3 separate regions of the Homo sapiens genome follow, and regions 2 and 3 are each linked to region 1. The links are chromatin contacts, found by Hi-C or POLR2A ChIA-PET in ENCODE. All regions are on one chromosome and are shown on one strand. The core of a region is the stretch at or near the end of the contact, and the rest is flanking DNA. Distances in the headings are between cores, read along the strand shown. Region 1 holds the start of LINC00243 (long intergenic non-protein coding RNA 243). Region 2 holds the start of C6orf136 (chromosome 6 open reading frame 136). Region 3 has its middle 33 kb from the start of MUC22.

What was found. Hi-C counts contacts between places; a loop is a spot of excess contacts on that map. ChIA-PET counts read pairs that join two places held with the same protein, here RNA polymerase II (POLR2A). Pooled maps may share reads with other maps.
Region 2: a pooled map shows a loop between it and region 1 (2.2-fold over the local background). The contact joins the promoter of C6orf136 here to the promoter of LINC00243 in region 1. A Hi-C loop is called at or near these places in 3 of 50 pooled maps. POLR2A ChIA-PET finds 5 or more read pairs at or near these places in 5 of 52 experiments (GM10248, H1, WTC11 and 2 more).
Region 3: a loop to region 1 is called in a map of CD8-positive, alpha-beta T cell, with 33 times the contacts of the local background. The contact joins the enhancer-like site here to the promoter of LINC00243 in region 1. A Hi-C loop is called at or near these places in 3 of 168 maps with a recorded cell type or tissue (CD8-positive, alpha-beta T cell and K562) and 11 of 50 pooled maps. POLR2A ChIA-PET finds 5 or more read pairs at or near these places in 2 of 52 experiments (activated T-cell and activated naive CD4-positive, alpha-beta T cell).

Annotation. Positions count from the first base shown.
Region 1 is chr6:30,828,997-30,832,840 of GRCh38, forward strand. It overlaps LINC00243 (long intergenic non-protein coding RNA 243), which reads right to left and starts at 1,663. Exons shown (of 2, transcript NR_130726.1): 1 at 1,519-1,663. RefSeq lists an enhancer at 1-609.
Region 2 is chr6:30,645,397-30,648,929 of GRCh38, forward strand. It overlaps C6orf136 (chromosome 6 open reading frame 136), which reads left to right and starts at 1,737. Exons shown (of 6, transcript NM_001161376.2): 1 at 1,737-2,450. The coding sequence starts at 1,836. ATAT1 (alpha tubulin acetyltransferase 1) reads left to right here. Exons shown (of 13, transcript NM_001413067.1): 11 at 499-578; 12 at 671-713; 13 at 1,073-1,425. The coding sequence ends at 1,247.
Region 3 is chr6:31,041,477-31,045,172 of GRCh38, forward strand. No RefSeq gene overlaps it. Among named protein-coding and RNA genes, the nearest start is that of MUC22, 33 kb to the left of the region's middle. Within about 2 kb of position 1,460, at least 2 of the 41 ENCODE cell types and tissues checked have a DNase peak (open chromatin) inside an H3K27ac peak, as active enhancers do.

The DNA.
Region 1 (3,844 bases), core at 413-2,912:
CAGACTTAAGGACACCCTACCTGGACCTTGGCAAGGAGATTTTTACAGTGGGAATCTGGTCCAGCCTCTCTCTGGCCCCAGGCCTCTACTGTCCACCTTTTACAAATGCCACATGGTAAGGAGTCAACTGAGCTACCTTCCAAGGAGCTGGATTGGTCTCCTGGCTCTGCCTGACCTTCCTCAGCCCCTCCGCAACCCCCACCTGCTCGCTTCTCCTTCACCTCCTCTCCTGTTCACCTGTACCTTCTTTCCTTAGATGTGGCCACACTCTGTTCCCCCAGGCAGCGTCTTCACTGAGTAGTCTTTGAACCATTAACCACCTGCAGCCCTATCCATGTTCTCTAGGGCACCTGCAAGAGGAGGAAGGGGAATTTGCTGATAGCCACAGCTGTGCATCCTACTGGAGGTGCCTTCCGGAGGGCAGCATAGTTAATCTAGACACCCAGCATTCTCAGTCCACTTCCATGGCCTTCTCTTCCCATTGCCTGGGTCTCAAAAGGCCCAGGACAATCTCATGAGGTGGACCGAGCAGTATTTGGGGAGGGAGGATAGAAAAGAGACTGGGATATCTTTAATTAATAGATACTATTAAAACCTCCTCCCCAGCAGCAGTAGTAGGGATCGTTAGTGGCAGCAAATCCATAGGGGTCTGCAGCAACCTCAATTCTTGCCTCTTTGGTCACTTACTGGGATCTTATTGGGAAACTGCTGATCACCAGTTTCAGATGTTTCTATTGGGAGACTGCCTGTCTCTGGTGCCAGCTGTGACCAATTATTTTAGAGAGCCCGTTAACAACTGCCTGACCCTCACCTGATGTTTGCCTGACATTCCTGTGGGTGTGTGTCTGGGGCGCCCTCTCCTGCCCTGCTCATCCCTGACTAGCTACTTACTCTAACAGGATGAGAAGACATACAAAATAGAGGCTACTTTAAAAAAAAAATTCTCAGAGTGTAGTGTGTAAACGTTCACCTCCACTATAAAGACCTCCTTGCCAGGGGTAGGAAGCCTTTAGTCTGAACCTTGAGCTCCGTCGCTGGGATACAGGACTCTGAAGAGGAAGACGCTAATGATGACATTGAGTTGACTCCACAGCATCTCACAATTCTTTCTTTTTCTAAGTCATCTGCATTTAGTATCCACTGACCAAGCAGGCAGGAAATGTAATTGAAGTTTTATTAGGGACTCCCCTATCTCTTCTCCTATGGGGTCCAGTGACCATCCCAGGGGTCTGACCCAGCCTAGAACATTCAGAGTCTGGGCCTCTGACCTTCAGACACAGCTGATATGAATGGGAGTCTTTGTGGTTAGTAAGGCCAAGGTTCTTAGCTAGTTTCCTTTGGAATCCCTGACCTCCCTCCATCCCCACTGTTGTGTGTGTGGGGTTCTATGTGGGAGCAGGGCTTCTCCTCACTACTCCAAGGACCCCCAAACCACATCCCTTCCACAGCATCTGGGAATCTCCCCCCACCCCCCACTCCCTTGAGCAGCTTTTGCCTCCTTCAGTCCAGTGTGCTTACCTCTCTCCCCTGGCAGAGAACCCAGGTGCTGGCGGGGTCTCCTCTGGATGCCTTGCCAACTTCTTTTTTTTTCTTTCCAACTTCTTCTCTTGGTGAGGCTACGCAAAATCTTCTGGGGCCAGGATGTGCAAACGCTTCCTGGAATGGGGTAGAACAGTGACAAAACAGGAAGAACAAAAAAACACATGTTAATATCTCAAGAAAGTATCCAGCCACCATAATGAAGGGGCTTCCAGGCTCTGAGGGAAGACCACTGAGCTGAGGGGCCTTTGCACTCTATTCCAGGGAAGATAATGGATGCCCAGAAGAAGTGGGACATTTGGAGCCCCAGACAAACCAATGACACAGACTGAGACACTGTGGAGCTGGATGCCTTTCTGTGTGTTTGTTAGAGTATGAGAAGCCCGCTGGGAACAAGTAAGGGCATCCCTAACCATCAGTGTCCATTGCCCAAGAGAGATGGCAGAAGTGGGTTGGTCCAAATCCTTTCCGTTGTAAATGTGGAGGGCTAACATTTTGAAATATTCTCTGGCCAGGTGCGGTGGCTCACACATGTAATCTCAGGTACTTGGGAGGCTGAGGCAGGAGGATCACTTGAGCCCAGGGGTTCCAGGCTGCAGTGAGCTGCAATTTTGCCACTGTACTCCAACCTGGGTGACAGAGAGAGACCTCATCTCTAGAAAAAAAAAAAAAAACAACTTCTGATTTATTTCATCTGTATCTCTCCCTCCTCCCCTCCCACTCCCCAGCCCTTCTAGCAGTTGGGGTAGGAGGGTGGGCAGTCAGCAGAAAGCAGAGCCAAGCAGCATCTTCTGCCTCATAAATTTCAAACATGAGACCTCATGGGAACTGAAAGGATTTATGACATAGGCCAGGTATTTAGGAGAAATGGACACTAAGAACAACCATCCCCTCACCTTCCAACAGAAAGGGGTTCCCTTGTGCTGGTGGGGCAGAGGGGCCATAATAACAATGTGCACATTTGTGGGTATTAGAGAAAGGGGTCCCTGGGCTGAGTCCTGGGGAGGTGGCAGAAATGGCAGACAGGTTTGTGGGGTCAGACAGAAAGCTCTGTCTTGCTTCGTCTTTGAGCCAAAGGGGACCTGGTGCCCCTGAGTTGGGGGCACTGTGTGGTGCCCAGTCACACTCTCCGTGGTGTCCTCAGTGAGTGGCACTCATTGAGGGACAGGAGGAGCAGAGCTGCTCCCAATAGAGAAGCACTGGAGCCCACACTGCCTAAAGTGGGAATGACCCAAATAGCCTTCAGCAGGAGAAAGGGGAGGAAAATTGTGGCATATGCATGCAGTGGAATATTTCTCAGCACTGAAAATGAATGTTCCTATAACTGCATGTGATAACAGGCAAATCTGCAGACATAAAGTCGAGTGAAAGAAGCCAGCTGTGAAAGAGCACATTGTATGATTCCATTTATATAAAGCTCAGGTCCAGGCAAAATGGTAGTAGTGAGGAGAGAGGTTGTCCTTTGGGGAGGGTAGTAACTAAAAGGCACAGGAGGGGGCCCCTGGCATCCTGGGAATGTCCTTTCCTTAATCTAGGCACTGGTTGCATGCATATGCTGTTTGCGAAAGTTCTTTGAGCTGTACATTTAAAATTAATGCACTTCTCTGTATGTATGTTTTATTTATATAAAAACATTTTTTTAAAAGATAGAAGTAGCTGGATGCAGTGGCTCACGCCTGTAATCCCAGCACTTTGGGAGGCCAAGGCGGATGGATCACCTGAGGTCGGGAGTTCGAGACCAGCCTGACCAACATGGTGAAACCCCATCTCTACTAAAAATACAAAAATTAGCCGGGTGTGGTGGCACATGCCTGTAATCCCACCTTCCTGGAGGCTGGGAGGTGGAGGTGAGCTGAGATCGCACTACTGCATTCCAGCATTCCAGCCTGGGCTACAAATGAGACTCTGTCTTTCAAAAAAAAAAAAAAAAAAAAAAGGACTTTCTGCTCTTTCCTGCTTGACATCTTCCTTGACTCCATCTTCTTTTTGATCACCTTTTTATGGCTTCCTGAACTGATCTCATGGATTTTTTATCTGCATCAAAAATGGAAATGGATTAGATGTTGCGATTTTTAGGGTATAAAATTCAATGATTAATTTTATGTGTCAATTTGATTGTGTTGCACTACAGGGTGCCCAGATTAAATAACATTTCTTGGTGTGTCTCTGAGGGTGTTTCTAGGTGAGATTAGCATTGTGGACTCAGTAGATTGTCTTCGCCAGTGTGGTGGGCATCATCTAATCTGCTGAGAGCCTGAACAGAACGAAAAGAGGAAAGAGAAATTCACTACTGTTTCTTCCCGCC
Region 2 (3,533 bases), core at 487-2,986, 180 kb before region 1:
GTAGAGACAGGGTTTCACCATGTTGGCCAGGTTGGTCTCGATCTCCTGATCACGTGATCTGCCCGTCTTGGCCTCCCAAAGTGCTGGGATTACAAGCCTGAGCCACCGCGCCCAGCCTGGTCTAAGGAATCTTATAGTTAAGGTAACCCTGTTTTCCAAACCAAACACCAGAGTACCCGATCCAACACATTTTTGACCACATGTGAGTCTGTTCTTCTGACATGATTTGGATCACACCTAGCCATAGATTTAACACATTACCTCAACTAGAAAGAATAGAGCAATAAATCAGAAGCACTCCAGAAAATCTTGGGTATAAAATGAACTTCCCCCGCCCTTTTCTGGGGCACAGCTTTGATTAAAACCTGTTAGGAATGATAATTACCCCCTTCTCTTTGTTCCTGTGCTATTCCTTTTACTCCTCTCCTCTGATTCCTCCATACCCACCCATCTTTCATCCAGTAGCCTCCTCCCCATCATCTCCCATTTCTTCTACAGGGGGACTCCCCCAGGTCTGGTAGCCCAAAGCTGCTGCTACAGCCGCCATGGGGGGGTGAATTCCTCATCCCCCAATACAGGTAAGTATTCACTCCTCCCTACCCTCAAATCAAGTAGGCCACATTCACTGTCTACTCCTGCCTTCCCATTCACATGCCTGATATTTCCACAGGCAACCAAGACTCCAAGCAGGGAGAACAGGAAACAAAGAATAGGTGAGGTCTAAACCCCTCCCCTAACAGCCTCCCACCACCATCTGACTCCCTTCCTAACATCATTCTCAGTCACTTCCTACTCTTAAATCTTATTGTATGAACTGGACACCAGCTCCTCCCACAATTCCTTCTACCTTACATCCTGCAAGCCCCTTTCCCCCACAGGTTCAACTCTGGTACTTCCCTTTGGAATACGGATTCTCTGAGAGGTTTTAAATTTGGACATAGCACTAATGGTTCCAGCTTCATACCCATCATGTGTCCTACATTAAAACCTGGCCCGAGACCTTGAAGAGTCTGTAATCTTAATTTCCTCTTTAGTATTCCTATAACCCACTCTCCATCTCCCCACCTACCAGGTCTGCCAGTGAGGAGCAGGCCTTGTCACAGGATGGGTCTGGGGAGAAGCCCATGCACACAGCTCCTCCACAGGCCCCGGCCCCGCCAGCCCAGTCCTGGACAGTGGGTGGGGACATACTCAACGCCAGGTTCATTCGAAACCTGCAGGAACGTCGCAGCACCAGGCCTTGGTGACCGCAGCCCCGTCAAACATCTTCAAAGTATTATTTCTCCCTCACTACAGGAAAGAGCCAAAGCCCAACCCTCATAATAGATGGATACATTCATTCATTCATTCATTCAGCAGGCTTATCAGATTCAAGTCATTTGTATCTTTTAACCAGACCAATAAAAGTATTTATTTTTATCACAAGAGCTGTTGAAAAATTTGACTCATTATTTCAGCCGCCTCACCCCTCACTGTCGTTGCACCCATTCAGCCTTCAGCCCTGTTTTTGCTCAGCTTTTTGCTCAAAGGCCTCAGCTGTGAATACAGCGCTTGGGGGGGCGGGGGAGGCTGTAACTTGCGCAAGCGCACTCAGGCAGTCTCCGAGCCCGCGGGCGCAGGCGCGCTTACAGCCGACAGAGCGCTTCAGCCGCTTCCCTCGAGCCTGCAGTGCGCAAGCGCGGGACATCTCCGTTTCCCTCCCTCAGCCCCTTCCCCCCCTACCCCCCCGCCCCGGCCTCCTTTCCCCTTCACGAAGCCGGCTCTGGGGCGCGCTCACCCCTGTGAGGAGGCCGGAGGTCGGACTCAGGAGGCTCCTTCTCCACTCCCGGAAGATCATGTACCAGCCCAGCCGGGGTGCGGCCCGGCGTCTCGGCCCTTGCCTGCGCGCCTACCAGGCTCGACCCCAGGTGAGCGGAGGAGAAGAGGGAGGGAGGAGAGGGGGCGGGGAGAGACCCTCCTCAAAGCCGGTGCGTGGGGCGGAGCGCGCGCTGGGTTCCGCGCAGGCGCAGAGACACCCGCCGCCCCTTCCCACCTGTGCCCTGCAGCGCGTGGACAGGCTAGGGGTCGCGGGAGCGGGAGGGAGGCGCTGCCGGGCCTGTCGCGCAAGGACGTCGGTCCTCCCAGGTTTGAGGGCGGTCAGGCGGGGTCAAGGCCAGGCAGCGGGGCGCGTCTGCGTTGCGCCCGACTCTCCGCGGTTACCTGTGCCTAGAGGTGATTTGAAGGGCAGGGGCCGAGAGATTCGTAGCCCTGCTGCGGCGCCGTCCCGGAGTTCCCCGGCCCAGACCAGACCCGCGGGGCGCCCTCAGCAGCCCGCCCGTCTTGCACTCGGAGAGCGGTCCTGGCAGGAAGGCCGGCCAGTGTGCACCCGGTTCGGGCCCCTGCGCCCGGGCTGGCAAGATGGCCACGCCCCCAGCAGAGACGGCGCCTCTAGGACACCATCGGGGACCGAGGTACCCGAGCGGTCCGCCCGCCTTCCCTGCAGTGAGACGATCCCCTGGGGGGTTCCTTGGGAGCGGAGGGACTCGGGTGAGGCCTAACTTTGGGTGACCTCCCCTTGCAGTTTCAACGTCGGTAAACCCAGGAGAGTGAAGGCCAGCCTTTAACTGTCTCCTGAGGTTGTGTCTGTCATTAGAGGGGCCCGAAATGATAATAGCTTCCATTTATGTACTGCTTTCTAGGTCGCTACGTTTTGTTTACATTCATTATTTCATATAGGCCTCATAACCCAGTGAGGCTTTATTGTTCTCATTTATAGGACATTTGTAGGAAGCGGAGGCATAGGGAATGAGAATGCCTAAAGTTACATGATAGAATTCAGATTCCTAGCTTCAGCTGGATATTCTTTTTTCTCTGTACATTTGCCTCGCACACTTAATCATGGAGATGTACAGGCCACAGCATTTAATCCACAGTACAATAAAACCTGTTATTCGTTAACTCATCAAGTATGTATTACATGATTCTTGCGATAAGAGAGGTGAAACTGCCCCCAGTGTTGGAATCTTTTTTTTTTTTTTTTTGAAATGGAGTCTTGCTCCGTCACCCAGGCTGAAGTGCATTGGCACCATCTCGGCTCACTGCAATCTCCGTCTCCTGGGTTCAAGCAATTCTCCTTCCTCAGCCTCCCGAGTAGCTGGGACTACAGGCTCCCGCCACCACACCCGGCTAATTGTTTTGTATCTTTAGTAGAGATGGGGTGTCACCATATTGGCCAGGCTGGTCTCGAACTCCTAGACCTCGTGATCCGCCCGCCTCGGCTTCCCAAAGTGCTGGGATTACAGGCGTGAGCCACCGCGCCCGGCCACATTTCTTTAAGATTCCAACACTGGGCCGGGCACGGTGGCTCACGCCTGTAATCCCAGCACTTTGGGAGGCCGAGGTGGGCGGATTACCTGAGGTCAGGAGTTCGAGAACAGCCTGGCCAACATGGTGAAACCCCATCTGTAACTAAAAATACAAAAATTAGCCGGGCGTGGTGAAGGGTGCCTGTAATCCCAGCTACTCGGGAGGCTGAGGCAGGAGAATGGCTTGAA
Region 3 (3,696 bases), core at 210-2,709, 210 kb after region 1:
AGTGATTCACGCTGGTCACACGCAGTCAGCTCTGGCGGGTGCATTTGCACCACGAGAAGTGAGTTGTTAAACATTTACCAGCACACACGCTGCAGGGGACCTAAGGAGAGTGATGGCACTGGAAAGAGGAATGCTCCTGCTTCTAATCCTCCTTGATAGAGGCGCTCCCCTTTTGTTTTTGAAGAATTTATAGAAGCTTTTCCACCGGGGAGCTTCAGCTAGGTCTTCTCATCAGTGCTGTGTGCCAGACAAGCCAGATGATCAAGGAAGTACCTACACTTTGGACACTGTCAGTTTGCCTGGGGACTGAGAGCTTACAGTCCAAGCTTGCTTCAACTCTGGCTGAGGCCAACAGAGAGAGCCCAAAGACAACTGAAGGAGCGGCAGAAAACAAATATGGGAACGGGGTAATTGGCTTCCAGTTCCTTCATTCGCAGGTCATGAAAAAAACCTGGGGCTAGACTCCATGAGAGTTTTTTTGTTTTCTGTTTTGTTTGTTTGTCTGTTTGTTTGTTTGAGACTGAGTCTCGCTCTGTCACCCAGGCTGGAGTGCAGTGGCGCGATCTCGGCTCACTACAAGCTCCGCTTCCCAGGTTCACGCCATTCTCCTGCCTCAGCCTCCCGAGTAGCTGGGACTACAGGCGCCCGCCACCACGCCCTGCTAATTGTTTTGTATTTTTCGTAGAGACAGGGTTTCACTGTGTTAGCCAGGATGGTCTCGATCTCCTGACCTTGTGATCCACCCGCCTCAGCCTCCCAAAGTGCTGGGATTACAGGCGCGAGCCACCGTGCCCGGCCTGTTTTCTGTTTTTTTGAGACAGGGTCTTGCTCTGTTGCCCAGGCCCTTGAACTATTCCACTTCCCACTCCTCCCCAGGCCCTTCCTAATGGGACTAAGTCATCCTCCACCCTCACCTACCTTCTGGCTGCTGTACCCTCCTCTCTAAGCTTGGGGATTCTGCCACTGCTCACAGCTGGAAGAACAACAGCCTACATGTCCAGGCCTTGCCCAGTCCAGATGATGCTTTAAAGGCCTTCTTCTTCTTCCTTTTTTTTTTTTTTTTTTTTTGAGATGGAGTCTCACTCTGTTGCCCAGGCTGGAGTGCAATGGCGTGGTCTCAGCTCACTGCAACCTCTGCCTCCTGGGCTCAAGCGATTCTCCCGCCTCAGCCTCCCAAGCAACTGGGACTACAGGCATGTGCCACCACACCAAGCTAATTTTTGTATTTTTAGTAGTGATGGCGTTTCACTATGTTGGCCAGGCTGGTCTCGAACTACTGACCTCGTAATCTGCCTATCTTGGCCTCCCAAAGTTCTGGGATTACAGGCATGAGCCACTGTACCCGCCCTAAAGGCCTTCTTTGAAAGAGAAAAAGAAGAGGTGGCATTCTGTGAAGGAACATCAAGGACCAGACATCCAGCTTCCCCTGCAGCCCAGGTCCCCCTAGCGGTGCTTCTCTTCAGATTGAGGACCTATTCTTTGGAGTTCCGAATTCCTAGTAGTCCAGCCCTCAGATCTCCACCTTGAGACTCCACCCTCAAGATTCTCATTTTCTGCCTTTCCCTTCTAAGGCTTAATCCCATCGGGACTAAGGGAGGAGCCTTCCCTTCCAGCCTCACACAGGCAGACTATCTCAAAAGAAAGAGAAAGCAATTTTCCCTTGCATGCTGGCTGTTTCACTTCCTTCTACTTTTAGGAAATGGTGAGTGATTTTGTTTAAAAGAGAATAATCTTGGAGTTTGAGTAGAGTTTGGGGAAAGTGTTGACAACTTCTGGGACACACACTCTGTCCTTGTTGCCCCCATTCTCTTCAAGGCAGGAGGGATGATTATTTTGCTTCTTTCTCTCCAATGCAACCCAGCATCTGTCCTCCGTTCTGTTCTCAGTGGCAACTCTTCTGCCCAGAAGATGGACCTATTTACTCTATAATACATCATTCCCAGATATAGGCGCATTAGAGTTGGAAGAGAACTTGAATTAGTGTCTGACCACCCGTAATAGGCAGGGATCTATTTCCAGCGTCTCTGACAGCAGTCATCTAGCCTCTAATTAAACACTTCATGAGACATTGCTGTTCCACACTCACGCAGATTTAATTCTCTCTAGAATCTGCCCCAGCATGGCTTTGACTCTTGTGTTTTATGCCCCTGACCAACACAAAACCAGTCTATTCCCTCTCCACAGGCCAGCTTTTCATCTCAACTTCTCACTTAGTTTCTCTCTTGGCTCTGACCCTAACCTAAGGCATCGACACACAGTTTTGGGATTCTTCCCTCAAATCTAAATTGGCAATCCTTATGTTAGTCCAGACAACACCAAGGCAAGAACATATGTGGAGGGTGAAGGGCAGCACCTACATCCAGGGAGAGAACAGGGCCATCGATGAGGAGAGGGTCTATAGGGATCTGGGAGGTCAAGGGCTTGGTTGTTAATGGGATGGAAAATCAGAACAGGGTAGAAAATAGGCATGACAGGGAAAGAAGCTCAGTCTCACCTTAACTCTAACTGATCCAACAAGAAAGCTGAGCCACTTTCCTGAATCCCAGAAGATCTTATTTCTTCAAGCTGACATGACTGATTCTTTACTAGTCCATGTGTCAAGACCATCTGGGGTCCCTTAAACCAGTGGCTCCCAAACTATTTTTTTTTTTTGAGACAGAGTCTTGCTCCGTCGCCCAGGCTGGAGTGCAGTGGCGTGCTCTCAGCTCATTGCAACCTCCACCTTCCAGGCTCAAGCGATTCTCGTGCCTCAACCTCCCGAGTAGCTGGGATTACAGGTGTGCACCACCATGCTTGTCTAATTTTTTTGTATGTGTAGTAGAGACAGGGTTTCTCCATGTTGTCCAGGCTGGTCGAGACTCCTGGCCTCAAGTGATCCTCCTGTCTTGGCCTCCCAAAGTGCTGGGATTACAGGTGTGAGCCACTGCGCCCAGCCCCAAACTTTTGTGTTCAGAAGAATTACCCGATGTAGTAAAAATGCACATCATGGTCCCCTCCCAAACCGATTCCGCTTGATTATCTGCCCCCTAGAGGAAGGGCACAATACTGTTTGGAGAGGAGCTTGATGGGCCTTCAACTTTTCTCTTACGTTCTTTAGTCGGAGAGTATCATGAATAGTTAAAAGAATAACACCATCCCCTGTAAACCCTGGTCTTGTAACTCCCCCATACCTGGGATATGGAATAATGCATGGGTTAAGGGCTTTAGGGGCTGGCTCTGGGGTCAGACTGCCTTGATTTAAATCGTTGTTCCACTACCTACTAACTGTCTGACCTGGAACTAGCTGCTTAACTTCTCTAAACCTCAATTTACCTATCTATAAAATGGGGGTAATATTAGTTTCTATCTCAAGGAGGTATTGTAAGGATTTTAGTACTAATTTATATGTGGCACTTAGCACAGTGCCTGGAATATAGTGAGCATTCTTAAATGACAGCCACTATTATTATCACTAGTATTACTCATAGTAGCGGTAGTGGTGAACAAAACCAAATTTCCAGTGGAGCCAACCAGCCACCCTTTCTTAACCAGCTGTAACTTCCAGTGAAATCACCACGATCATCCCCCCAGATTAACCCCACCTTCCAGTGGAATCACTGTGACCACCCCTCCAGGATCAACCACACCATCCAGCGAAATTACTGTGAACACTGCCCTGGACCAACCACACCTTCCAGTGGAATCACCATGACCACC